2 separate regions of the Mus musculus genome follow, and region 2 is linked to region 1. A link is a contact called in ENCODE Hi-C or POLR2A ChIA-PET data. All regions are on one chromosome and are shown on one strand. Each heading gives the region's core, a stretch centred on a gene start or an enhancer-like site at or near the end of the contact. The rest is flanking DNA. Distances are from core to core; before and after follow the strand shown. Region 1 holds the start of Syne2 (spectrin repeat containing, nuclear envelope 2). Region 2 overlaps Syne2 (spectrin repeat containing, nuclear envelope 2).

The links. Hi-C counts contacts between places; a loop is a spot of excess contacts on that map. ChIA-PET counts read pairs that join two places held with the same protein, here RNA polymerase II (POLR2A).
Region 2: a map of heart shows a loop between it and region 1 (2.7-fold over the local background). The contact joins the enhancer-like site here to the promoter of Syne2 in region 1. A Hi-C loop is called at or near these places in 8 of 37 maps with a recorded cell type or tissue (adrenal gland, gastrocnemius and heart). POLR2A ChIA-PET finds 5 or more read pairs at or near these places in 1 of 5 experiments (Patski).

The regions. Positions count from the first base shown.
Region 1 is chr12:75,814,446-75,820,635 of GRCm38, forward strand. It overlaps Syne2 (spectrin repeat containing, nuclear envelope 2), which reads left to right and starts at 3,873. Exons shown (of 116, transcript NM_001005510.2): 1 at 3,873-4,033. Gm40447 reads right to left here and starts at 5,183. Exons shown (of 7, transcript XM_011244246.1): 1 at 5,052-5,183; 2 at 3,464-4,906. The coding sequence starts at 5,183. The coding sequence ends at 3,638.
Region 2 is chr12:75,851,372-75,857,561 of GRCm38, forward strand. It overlaps Syne2 (spectrin repeat containing, nuclear envelope 2), which reads left to right. Exons shown (of 116, transcript NM_001005510.2): 2 at 2,650-2,776. The coding sequence starts at 2,698. Among named protein-coding and RNA genes, the nearest start is that of Gm40447, 35 kb to the left of the region's middle. Within about 2 kb of position 2,365, at least 1 of the 3 ENCODE cell types and tissues checked has a DNase peak (open chromatin) inside an H3K27ac peak, as active enhancers do; it is heart, where a contact is called at or near this core.

The DNA of each region.
Region 1 (6,190 bases), core at 2,623-5,122:
CTTGCCTGTATGCTTGGCACTTTATGCACACCACTTCGGTGAAGCACAATAAATTCTTTCAACATTTTCTTCAAATTCTAGAAAGTTGGACTCCGACCTGGTTGGCTGTGCACACTTGTAGATGTTTTATTGTACACAATTATTTACTTTTATGAAAACAATGTTCAGAAAAAGCAAGCTGGTCAGGGGAGCAATTAGCCAAGGTTAATTTCTGTGCGCTCCCAGCGTGGCAGGAAACCAGTCCAGAATGAGATAAGAAGTTTGGGCTTTTTTAGGGTGTGACTAGACTCCTGGACAAAGGGGAGCAGCGATTTTTTTTCCTGTCCAGCTATTTTCATCTCTGGCTTAGAGAGTGCACCCAAAGGGCTGAAAAACCGGGAGGTGGATTGTAGGCTGAGAAGGGGCATTAATAGGGAGCAGGAGGAGTTGGGGCCAGTTGGCTTTTGACATTACCGGTAACAATGTTAACAATAGAGGGGAAACAATGTTTCACCTGCGCAGGAGAATGAAAGTGCCTGCCTCTTCAGATACTATTTAATACGTTGTATTGACATTAAATTCACCGTTGTATTGACATTAAATTCACTTATCCTTATCGCCAGTCCATTACAACATCACTATGCCCTATTACTAAAAAGGTTGATAAATACTTGATTCTAATGTTCCTACTACTCTCTTCTGTGCCCTCAGCACAGAAATCATCACTAACCATTTAGTTTCCCTTCTTGGTAGAGCTAGATGCAGCCCCACACTCTTCTACACAGCCCCCATGTACCAGACCCACAGGAACTCCATAGTAAAAACGCTACTGAGTTCTTGTTTAGGGTCTTGAGATATAAAGAGTCACATCTCTGCTGTGAGATGCAGGGATGCAAACCGTTGTGACCGAGAGTGATCGGTGCTGGGACAGAGAGGAGTCTCTGCTGAACTTTATAGTGGTGCATTCAGCTCCTTTAATGATATGAAGATGGCCAACTCTTAGGAGTTCCTCAGACCATTGTCTTTGTCAGAGGTCTTGGTTTACCTACTCCTCAGTGTGTTGGTGCTACCAGAATGTCTTCAGCTGTTCTCACTGCAAACCATAAAGTGCTTGTGTGCCAGATCGCATACGTACTTTCAGTTTGGCCCCTTTCTGAACTGGCGATTGAATCTAGGGCTTCATATATTCTAAGCAAGTGCTCTGCCACCACTGAGTTATCTCCCTGGTTCCAATTTGTAGTCTTCCAGGTGGGTTCTTGAGACCAGTGAGTCATTCCCAATAAATACAGAACTTTGATGTAAACAAAAGCGAAGAGAGAGCCAGCGATGCAGCCCAGTTGGAAGATGACTTGCCTGGCAAGGACGAAGCCCTGGGTTATGTCCCTAGTGCTATATAAATCTGGGTGTGGTGGCTCATGCCTGTAATCTCAGCACTCCAGAGGTGTAGGTTTCTTGGGAGGAAGTAGGCCTGGCAGGTTCACTGATCATTTTTCCCAGAGAGGGAAGGAAAGGAGCTCTGTTTACAGGCTCCTTGTTGTGCACAAATGATGTAGGTGTGGTTGTTTGGTCGGCTTAGCGTTACAGCTTTAATTTTCACTTCAAAGCGAAGAGGATCTATTCTAGCGATCCCACCACCAATCTTACTCTCAGATTTAAAGTAGCTATTAATTTCACATCCAAATTGGTATGCCAAGAGAAACCACGGGTAATTAGAAGGATCTAATTGGAAATACTGTAGAACATTCTGAAACATTACATTCCAGGCTCTCGACTGCTGTAGCAGGATTTGGGCCAGCCATCCTCTCACTCTAGGGGCGCAGAGCATGGATGCCTAGAAAGGAGCAGTAATCAGGAAATTATTTCTCACAGTTTCTCCTGACATGGCTGCCATGATGATCTGTAACATTTGCTGTGAAGAAAGCAACAAATACAGAATGACCAGAGAGCAATTAGAGGCTATGCTTTGTAGGTGGTTCTATAAATCCTGAAGCCAAACCCCGAAGTCTTCTAGACACTGGCTCTGTGATTTCAGAGAAAGTGACTCTGTGATTAAAAAGGAAAGACTCTTCTTGTTTTATGGAACATTGTTGTATCCATATATAGAGAGACACATATATGCATATATGTGTATATATGTATATGTAATATATATATATATATATATATATATATATATATATATATATATATATTCCTGACTGCAATTTCCCCTCCCCTCCTCCCTTCTCCTCCCAGTCCCTCCCCCATCTCCCCTCTGCCTGTAACTATTCCTCTGTGTTTCTCTTAAAAAAGGTCAGGGTTTCCTTGGATACCAACCAAACATGGCATATCAAGTTGCAATAAGACTAGGCACCTCCACTTGTATTAAGGCTGAATGAGACAACCCAGTAGGAGAAAAAGTGTCCCAAAAGCAGGCAAAAGAGTCAGAGTCAGCTCCTGCTCCAACTGTTAGGACTCTGACAAGCAGATCACGCTGCAAACTATAAATACATATATATATTCTACAGCATATAATTCATATATAATATGTGATAAATAATATAATTCTATATATTTATTTTGAAATATATATATTTGAAAAAATATTTTTTGAGAAAGTCTTTTGTACCCCATCGTGGTCTCAGACTTGCTATGTGGCTGAGGCAAGCCTTGATTTCCCAATCCTCCTGTCCCCACCTCCTGAGTGTTGGATTACAAGTGGGCACCATCACTTCATGTTTATATGAAGTGCTGAGGATCAAAGCTAGGCAAGCAGGCTACCCACTGAACCACACCTCGAGCTCCGCCCACCAAGCCATTACGGGATGCATAGCAAATAGTCTAAGAACTTGGAAGGTCAGAGTGAACCTAGAATACAAGAAATGCCATGCAGATATAGTACGGCGAAAAAAGACAATAAAGCATGTATTTTCACAGTTTACTTGTGTCACCTCAATACTCGCAGAGAGGAGAGTGTGGATAGAATTAAAACCTACGTTTCCCGGAAACATGGATTAGCTGAACCCACTGTCGTCAAACTTTTAATCTTCGACCCTTACCATTTAATTTGGGCCATCAGTAGCGCACTAAGCAATCCAGATAAGATTCTGCAGCTACACAATATGCATGAGGCGGGACTTGCATGAAGTTAAATTTGATTGCGATAGAAACTCAGGCCACTGCCTCTTTGTGATTTAACAGTGAAGTGATGCGTTGGTGTCTGACTTCAAGAGTCTTAATACTATAACAGCGACTCGAAACGCGAGTGGGAGTCAGGTGATGTCATCCTGAGTTCACAGGATTGAGTAATTTGCTGGAAAATCCAACTGACACCTACAGGACAGATTCCCAGGGACCCACTTTCTCCTGAATGTCGTTGTTTGAGGCGGCTCTCCTCAGCCCATCCTGCAGGCTGGCACGCGCGGGGCGGGGGGGGGGGGGACAGGGAAATAGGGTGGGGGGTGTCACTTATCTGCATTGTTAAATAAGCACCTCCTTATCTTACCTCCGTAGGTGAGGTCGAGGTCTGGGCTTCCTGACACTCTTAAGAAGCCGATGAAAAGTCCATGTTTCTCTAAGGCTCCACCTGGGTTCAAGGACCGGATCGCGGTCGGCTCGCTGATTTGTAGATCTAGGCATCCACCCACCGTGAAGAAGTGAAACCCGCCTGAAAAGTGTTCTAGGAGAGTCGGCCTCCCCTTTGTCTCCAGCTGCGGGTAGGCACGGAGGCGGAGGCTCGTGAACCTGCGTTCGGAGTTAGTTCCTCACTCCCGCCACCTGCAAGGGTCTGTAAGGCGGAGGGAAAGTTGCGGTGGCCGCAGGGAGGCGGCTCCGCCCCCAGTGCGCTGCTCCGGGCGGCGGCGAGCGCGGGACTGGGCGGGCCGGGAGGGCGCGGGGCGTGGTCTGTAGCCTCCAGTCCAGAGCGGAGCGCGCTCGGCTGCGCCGCAAGCCTTCGGCCGCACGGAAGAGCGAGCGGGAGAGCGATCGAGGGGCGCCATCGAGGCAGCGAGGCGAGGGGGGCGCGGAGTAGGTCGGGTCGAACTCCGGCCCTCGCCTCCCGGCCGGGCAGACAACGGTGAGCGCAGCCGCGGGGGGCTCCGCGCCCTAAAGCGCCCTGCGAGAGCGGGAGGGCGGGGAAGAGGCGGGCACGAGCCCTGCGGAGTCCCCAGAGCCCAGCGGGGAGCCCGGGGGGCCCACGGGAGTCTCTGGATGCCCGGCTCCCAGCTGGGCCGTGGGAAACTTCACCCGGGAGGGGACAGCGGGGCGCGCGGGGCGCTGTAAACTTAGCGGCGGGCGGGGCACCCTGGGGATCGCGGCGAGCGCCAGCGATTGGCGTTGGTGTCCCGGGCTTCTTTGTGTCACCTCCGGGCCCGGCCCGCGGGTGCACCCAGCTCGGCCCCGGGACTCCCCACTGTCCCCCTATCCCGGTCCAGGCGGGCGCGCTCGGCTGATTGTTTGCATTCCTCGCGTCACGCCTGGGCGGGAAAGATTTCGAACCGGGTGTTAGAACACTGAAGCCGCGGCGCAGAGATTGCAAAACCACGGGCGGCGGGAGGCTAGCCCCGGGGACCGGAGAACCTGCAGCCGGGGCGCACACTGTGGACAGGACGCGGGACCCTTGCGTTGGAAGAGAAGAGGCGGGCGCGGCGGCCCTGAGTCTCGGCGGGCGGAGAGGGGGCGCTGGGACCGCGGGGATTATAATTCCATTTTGATCGCTTGCGGTCTTTGTTGTCTGTACAATTGCCTTTAGGGTCTGACGGTAGCACCTGGTCCTCCTTACGGTCTCTCTCTTGAGGTCTGAAAAGATGCCCAGTGTGGGAGGGGGCCCGTGGATTGCATCCAGGGCTGCTGGCCACAGGAGCCGCTGCCTGAGATGGAGGTGGAGAAGTCCAGTGTAACACTTGCCTTTGTGGACGCGCCTTATTTCCGAAAGTTGTTTTCCCCTCCCCTAGTGGAAGGGAGCGTCGGGACGGAGTGGCAGCAGGCGCGGTTGTGCACAGGCACCATGTAGTAGCTCGAGGCAAACCGGGGAGGCTCTCAGTAACCGTGGGACTTAACAAATGTTTGAAAAGTTTTATTTGAAGCAACTCCACCTGCTTCCCTAAAAGTTTCCATCCCCCAAAGCTCTTGCTGGAGGTAATTCTGTGGCTGAGCTCGAATGTTCGGGTGGGGGCACAGTTAAGCAGACCTGGCCTCCTCGCAGCTCCCGTTCCAGTAAACGCCATCATGGGAGAAGGAGCATTCGGTTTTTATGGCCTAGGATTTTTGACGTGTTTACACGCTTCAACGCATGACTGGGGCTCCAGTTTTCTTTCTGGAAAATTCTCAAGACTTCCAAAGGCTTTCCCTGCGGTGGCTACTGTGTGGCCTCTGTCCTGCCTGTCAGCTGCCTCCTCCTCTGCAACACCCCCCCCCCCACACACACACACTCGGGGTGGTGGGAACAGGTGTAATACACATAAAGTTTTATTAGTGAAGACGCTGGCGAAGATAAAAATGAGTAAACCTTGGAAGGGTTTTGGTCTTTGCCTACCTAGTTGAGTTAAAAAGCTTCTTCCATTTGGTTTTGTTTGGATACAGGGTCTCTGGTAATCAAGGATAGCCTTGAATTTGTTACATAATTGAACCTGGCTTTGAGCTCCTTATTCCAGCCCAGGTGCTGGAATTACAACTTTCAGCCACCAGTTCATGATTTAACAGCTTCTATTTGAATGTTTAAAAATCCCAAATTAAACCACTTTGGATCAACTTATCTGATACAGTAAGAGTCTCTCTCTTTAAAAAAAAAGAGTAAGTTTACCCACTTAGAAATGTTATTAGCGTTTCAATGGACTCGGGCTAATGGTGTTGCTGGATACTGCCTGTGTTTACAGGGCTGAGTCACAGGGGGTTGAGTCTTGTGTGCCCTCAGTAGCACCAGTGAAAGTTTACTGGAGGATTCAAAGCAGAATAGGTCCCATTCTAGCAACTGCCAGGGACGAAAAGCTACTTATCATTTATTGGCTGTGACTCATCATGTGTCTAAGTAGCGATTTCCAGTAATTTCACAAACATTCATATCTGCCAATAGGCTCTTGCAATGTGCCAACCACTGGGCTGGACACTGGGAGACCCAAATAATACAAGTGGTCATTCGTGAGGTGCTTATTGTGAATGTACGTATAGCCTGTGGTTATCTTGCTCATCCGTAAGTATTTATTGAGTATGCAGGTTGCATTGTGCTAGAGGTGAG
Region 2 (6,190 bases), core at 1,115-3,614, 35 kb after region 1:
GTTAATTTTCTCATTATATGCATTTGGACAGGGCTGATCCTGTGTGGATCTCGGAATGGACAGTGGACTATACAACGCTTCATTCCCATAAAAATAAGAACATTTTTACCATAGTAGAAATAAGCGTTTATCACTGATAACCTAATAATCTAAACGATAATGAAAAACATCAAACCCACGTGTAGTTTCATTGACTGGAAATCGACTCTTTTCAGATCTCATTTCTGTAGTTGAAAACATTCTAGCCTTTGTAATCCAGAGTAAAGGCCAAGATTGCCTTTATAAAGGGAACTTTGTTCATGTTTTGAGGTTTTAGAACCACCACAGACATTCTGAAATATATTGCATAAGCGGACCACAGTCATTTAAAAATAACTTATGTTACTTATAAAAATATGACTATCGGTTTACGTGGCTTTTTTTTTTTCCCTCAAGATGGGGCTTCTATGTGCAACAACTCTTGCCATCCTAGAATTCGATTTGTAGATCCCACTGGCCTTGAACTCACAGAGATCTGCCAGCCTCTGCCACCCCCCTGTAAATCTATGCGACAAATAAAGACATGATTCCGCACTTTTCTACAGAAGCTTTAATGCTACCATATTAATTTTTAACCCAAGTTTTTGTAATGTCCCTGAGGAAGGACATTATTCTTTTTTATGAATAGCCTCAGGGACTTAAATCATAACCCTGGCTCTGTCTCACACCTGTGGTATTGATCACTAGGGAAAGAAAGAGTTGTATATGCAAACTGCTTTAAGCAATGCCTATGTCGGTGTCAGATAATAACTGTCAAAATGTGGGTGCTATTGTATTCTTTATTGTTTTTCAAGACGGGTTTCTCTGTGTAGCCTTGGCTATCCTACAACTAGCTCTGTAGACCAGGCTGGCCTGGAACTCACAGAGATCCATCTGTCTCTGCCTCCAGAGTACTGAGATTAAAGGTGTACACCACTGTTATTCCTTCTTCTTCCTAAAAAACAGAATAGAGCTAACATGAAACAGCGGTCACCATCAGGGAATTCATTTAGAATCCACTTTTTCTGCTGTTAAAATGAAATAGCACTTGTTTGGGCCTTGAGGGCCCTAGGATGTGGGAAGGGGTGTGGAGGGCCTCGCTGTGTGACAGGGCTGAGGATACCTGTGCCACCGTGGCTATCAGGGCCCTGGCCCTTGAGAACTAATGAGCAGTATTTCTTTTTGTTAATCTGGACCAACTCAGTCGAGCAGCGTGGTAACCGCAGGCTGTTCCTGACTGATCTCAACCGAGAAGAAAAACAAATCAATTATTAACAGAGTGTATTTGGTAGGTAAAATCTTTAACACAGTGAGAGACAGGGACAGAGAGAGACACACACAGAGAGAAACAGAGAGAGAGAGAGAGAGACAGAGAGAATGAATATGAATATATGATGGCAGGATTTGGATAATAAACACTGCCAAAGAGAGGATGGAAAGGGCTTGGAACCATGCAATGATTTCTGTCCTTTGCATATTTTAGCTTGTTTAATATTTAATATGACTGATTAGTTGCTAGCCTCAAACTTTTTTTTTTTTTTTTTAGTTTTCCCTCCAACATTTTCTCATGAAGAAAAAAATGTTAGCATCTATCAAAGTTAGAGGATTTTGCACACATTTAGAATGCAGAGTCTTCCTTTCTTTAGAGTCTGGGCTATTGCGCCCAGGACATCTTGTATGCTAGGTAAGAATGCTGCTCCTGAGCCATGCCCCGGGCTCCACTATGCAGATTCTAACAGTAGCTTTTACACCATTTCCTTTCTCACAGAAGTGTTTTCATGTTTTCTGTTTGGTCAGTTTGATTTTGGTGATTTGGTGATCTCTGTGAGAGAACTCGCCTTTCACTGTCATCCTGCAGAAATTGACCGTGATGCCTGTATACATGACACAACTGGGTTTTAAAAAAAAAGGGTTATGGTTGTGAATAAAGGGTTAATGGTTGTGAGTTACTTTTGTTGGGAGAATTCCTTCAGTAGGGGGAGAGGCTGGGTGATAGAATGCATGCTGAGACGATGTGTCAGGCCCTGTTTCAAATCTCTACTACCAGAGAGAGTGGCTCAAGGTGCAGCTAAGAGAGACGTATAGAAGAAGAAATCCTTAGGAAAATAGTATTATTATTACAGTCATCAAAATAGTCACTCTGTTTGTTTGTGATTTTAGTTTCGCTTTGCAGGCGGTGCAGGCTCGGGTCTTACTGTTTCCAGTACGTGGCCATTTATGGAACTGAGAAAGAACAGAGGGAATTAAAAGTTTTTTTAAAAAGAGAACTCTTGTGAACTGAAGGCCAAAGACAGCAGTGACTGTTGACTTTCTTTCCTCTTAGCTACATTACTGGAAGCTACATTCTGGATTTGAAGTGCGTAGCTTGCCTTTTTATAACTTGCACAGAACCCACGAGGCCAGTTCTTCTGGAGTTCTGCCAAAGAGCCTGAATAGGTCACAGGGCACAGTCCTGATGATGATTCGAAAAGAAGGCGTGGTCACTTTGTTCCTCATGGACGAAGGAAACTCTCCTTGAGAGCCATTGCTCTTTGAGAGGGTAGATTTGGCTTTTGCTGTTTCCTGCATGTTTACCAGACTTGCCGAGCTGCAGAGTTATTAATGAGCATGTTATCTCTTTTCTGCTTTCAGTTCACTTTAATTGAGATGGATGCAGTCTAATCTCCACTGAGTCAAAGCATGGCCGCTAGCCCTGTGCTGCCCACGGAAGATGGAGAGGGTTTCTTGGGCATTGATGATCTACACTTTTCACTGCAAGGTAAATTCGCACTTGGAAGGGAATGGAAAACCTATTCCCTTCTAATTCTGAGCCCCATTGGCTTCTCTGCCTCCTGTGGTCTGGAAAACCTAGCTGTAGTTTCCAACTGGAGAAGAAAATTCAGTATTAGAGAGAGTGTCTTAGAACAGCTCTCTGCTTCCAAGGATTCCTGGAAGGAATTGTTTATCTTGGGTTTATTATATTTATGTGTGTGTGTTTTATTTGCAATCTAAATGTAAAAGCTAGCCGTGGTTTGCTTGGCATTATTTCTATTTATTTTGTGTCCTTTTTTACACAGCAGCTTTGAGACTTGCATCTGTATTTTATCTGAATAGGTGGGGACAGCCTTGATACTGTGGATGGGTGAGGTTTCAATGAAGTGAATCCCATATGTAATCCACAACTAGTCTTTGCAAAAGGGAGGGTTTCCTGTGCACTTAGCGGTATAGCTGTTGCCTATCTGAAAATTCATCAGCTAGTGAGCTATCCATCTTTATTGATAAGTTTGGTGTTGTAGCTAGCTAGTATAGAAATGAAGCTCTGAAAAATATTTGGAAACATTTATGAGACTCCTCTCTCTCTCTCTCTCTCTCTCTCTCTCTCTCTATATATATATATATATATATATATATATATATATACACACACACATTTTATTCATTTATTTATTTATTTATTTATTTATCTATCAAAACAGGGATTCAATGTATAGCCCTGGTTGTTCTTGAATTTGGTGTGTGTGTGTGTGTGTGTGTGTGTGTGTGTGTGTGTGTGTGAATGAAACCAGAAATGTTCTGTTTACTGTTTTCTGCTTTGCTCTCTGCCTTCAGTGGCTTCCAACCGCATGCGGGTGAGCCTTGGTGAGGCCCATGGGTTCTCTCTGCTCACCTGATTCTCCCACCACATCCCTCCAGTTCCCGGTAACTCCACATCTCCCTAAGGCACCGTGGTCCTCCCCGCCTGTGAGCTCTGAGTGGGCTGCTCCCTCTAGACTGGGAGAAGTCCAGCTGGCCCCAGCCTCCTCTGCAGGCTGCCCTGCTAGCCTGAGATAAGCCCTTCCTCCTCTTCATCCCCTTTATCTCTCTGGGGCCTTGCAGATTTGTGTTTATTATACTTCATAGCACTTCCTTGCCACAGAGCGAGCTTCCTGGGGTTTAGATAGAGGGCATAGCTTCCCCGTTCTTTGCATACTGAGGCATTTGACCCTAGCCCAGTGAACAGAGTGCTGAGCTGGAAGACGTCACCAGAGTCCCCAAGCTGGCGAGCAGCTGAGTTGTGATTTGCCTCTGGCTTTTGTACTGCATGCCTCTGCTGTGCTAAAGAACCAGAGGGGATTCTGCTCAGGGTTGTTCTGTAGCTGCTTTTAAGTTGGAGACTTACTCCATTCCATGCATAGCGAATTTTATACTAGATTGTGCATAGGCGATTTCAGGTTCCTAAGGTGCTTAAAATAATTATCGAATTACTAGAAATTGTGTGGTATATGTTTTCTAGAATGGGTCGTTTAGCTAGGGGAAGCGATGCCCACATTCTCTGGATGGTGCACTTGTGGAACATACGTAAAAGGTGTGGATGCTTTGCTCCATGGATAGGACACGTGGAGTGACATCATAGCATCATCAACCTGACTCTGGCCAGGATCCAATCCCATTAGCCAGGGACACTCCGTACCTAGACTGCCCACGCAGAACGAAAAGAACGCATGGAGTGAATTATTTTTCCGAGGCTAGACTCCATGTTATCTGCAGTTTTATGATGGTTCTTCTTGCCAGACTGACAAAGGAAGAGGGGAAGGCAGGTCAGGGACACAGAGCTTGCATATACCTGTGAAGGCTACTTTGGTACCATAGTAGAATTATTGCCTGCTTGGGGAAAAAAGGCAGACAGGATTATTTTTATTATAAGTACAACATAGCTGAAGGCTTTTGGTCCAAGTCTTATTTATTTATTTATTTATTTATTTATTTATTTATTTATTATATGTAAGTACACTGTAGCTGTCGTCAGACACTACAGAAGAGGGAGTCAGATCTCGTTACGGATGGTTGTGAGCCACCATGTGGTTGCTGGAATTTGAACTCCTGACCTTCGGAAGAGCAGTCGGGTGCTCTTACCCACTGAGCCATCTCACCAGCCCGGTCCAAGTCTTAGAAGCATTTGAGGGGGTGGTAATAGGGCTCAGTGGCTACCCGATTGCAGAGCAAGCCTGGTGAGCTGAGTTTGATCTCTGGCATCCAGAGGAAGGAGAGACCTGACTCCATGAAGTTGTCCTTTGACCCCTCCACATGTATGACACACATATATTACAACAGTAATACGTAAAGCTTTATAAAAAGCATTTGATTTTATCCGTGATGTAAACAGCCTAGTCTTTGTGCATTTGCTGGCAGGGATTCTGTGTAACATGGGGGTGCCGGCGGCTGTTGTATGAGGAAGTGTATTTTCTTTCCTCTTCATTCAGAGCCTGTGTCAGAGGCAGATAGAGACATGATAGTGGGTAGAATGGCCTGATTAGGCCACAGCGTCTGAACAGACAACCCCTCCTTTACGGTGAGGAGATTGTGGTCATGCCCTGATGGAGAATAGTGAACTTTAGACAAATTAAATAATCCGTGCAGAAATGTGGTGACTCATAGAAGAGAATGCTAAGGAGTGAGCACCTGCCTGCCTCCCTCCCTCCCTCCCTCCCTCCCTTCCTCTCTCTTTCTTGTTCCTGCCTCTCCCCTCCTCTTCCTCTCTTTCTCTCCCCTCTTCTTTTTCCCTCCTTCTTTATTCCCTTTGCCCCCACCCCCCACCCCCACCCCATCTGTCTCCCTGTGTCTGCCTTGGAGCTCACTGTGTAGAGCAGGCTGGCCTCTCCTTCTGATGGGTTTGGGGGTGCTGGAATTACAGGAGTTTGGCTTAATTTTTGGAGACATTTTCAGGTTTTTCCTTTGGTTTTGTTTTTGACGGGGTCTCGTTATGCAGGCCTGGCTGGCCTAGAACTTGTTGTGTAGAACATGCCTCCTCGAATTCACAGAGGTCTACTTGCCTCTGCCTTGCAGTGCTGGCTTTAAAGGCGTTGTTACCATCATGCACAGCTTGGGATGCGCTTTGCTTGTTCTGTCTTGCAAGGGGAAGAGATGTCTAGGGAAGGAAGGAATGGTGTATGTTCACTGACTTTACACTGTGAGGGATGTTGGCTGCCTAGGCTGGCTCATTTTGATTAAATGCTTTTTACTTGAGATTGAACCCGAGCCCTTGCTTTGCCCTGTGTTGCTTGCCCAGCCGCTCTTGAGAAATTACAAAGGGAGCTGTGGGCAAGACATCTTTTGAACATTTCCCCTGTTCATTTCAGGGTTAGGTTATTTCACATTGAAGTAGCAGATCAAACACACGGGCTGCCAAAAGGACACTATGTAATCATTTTGTTTT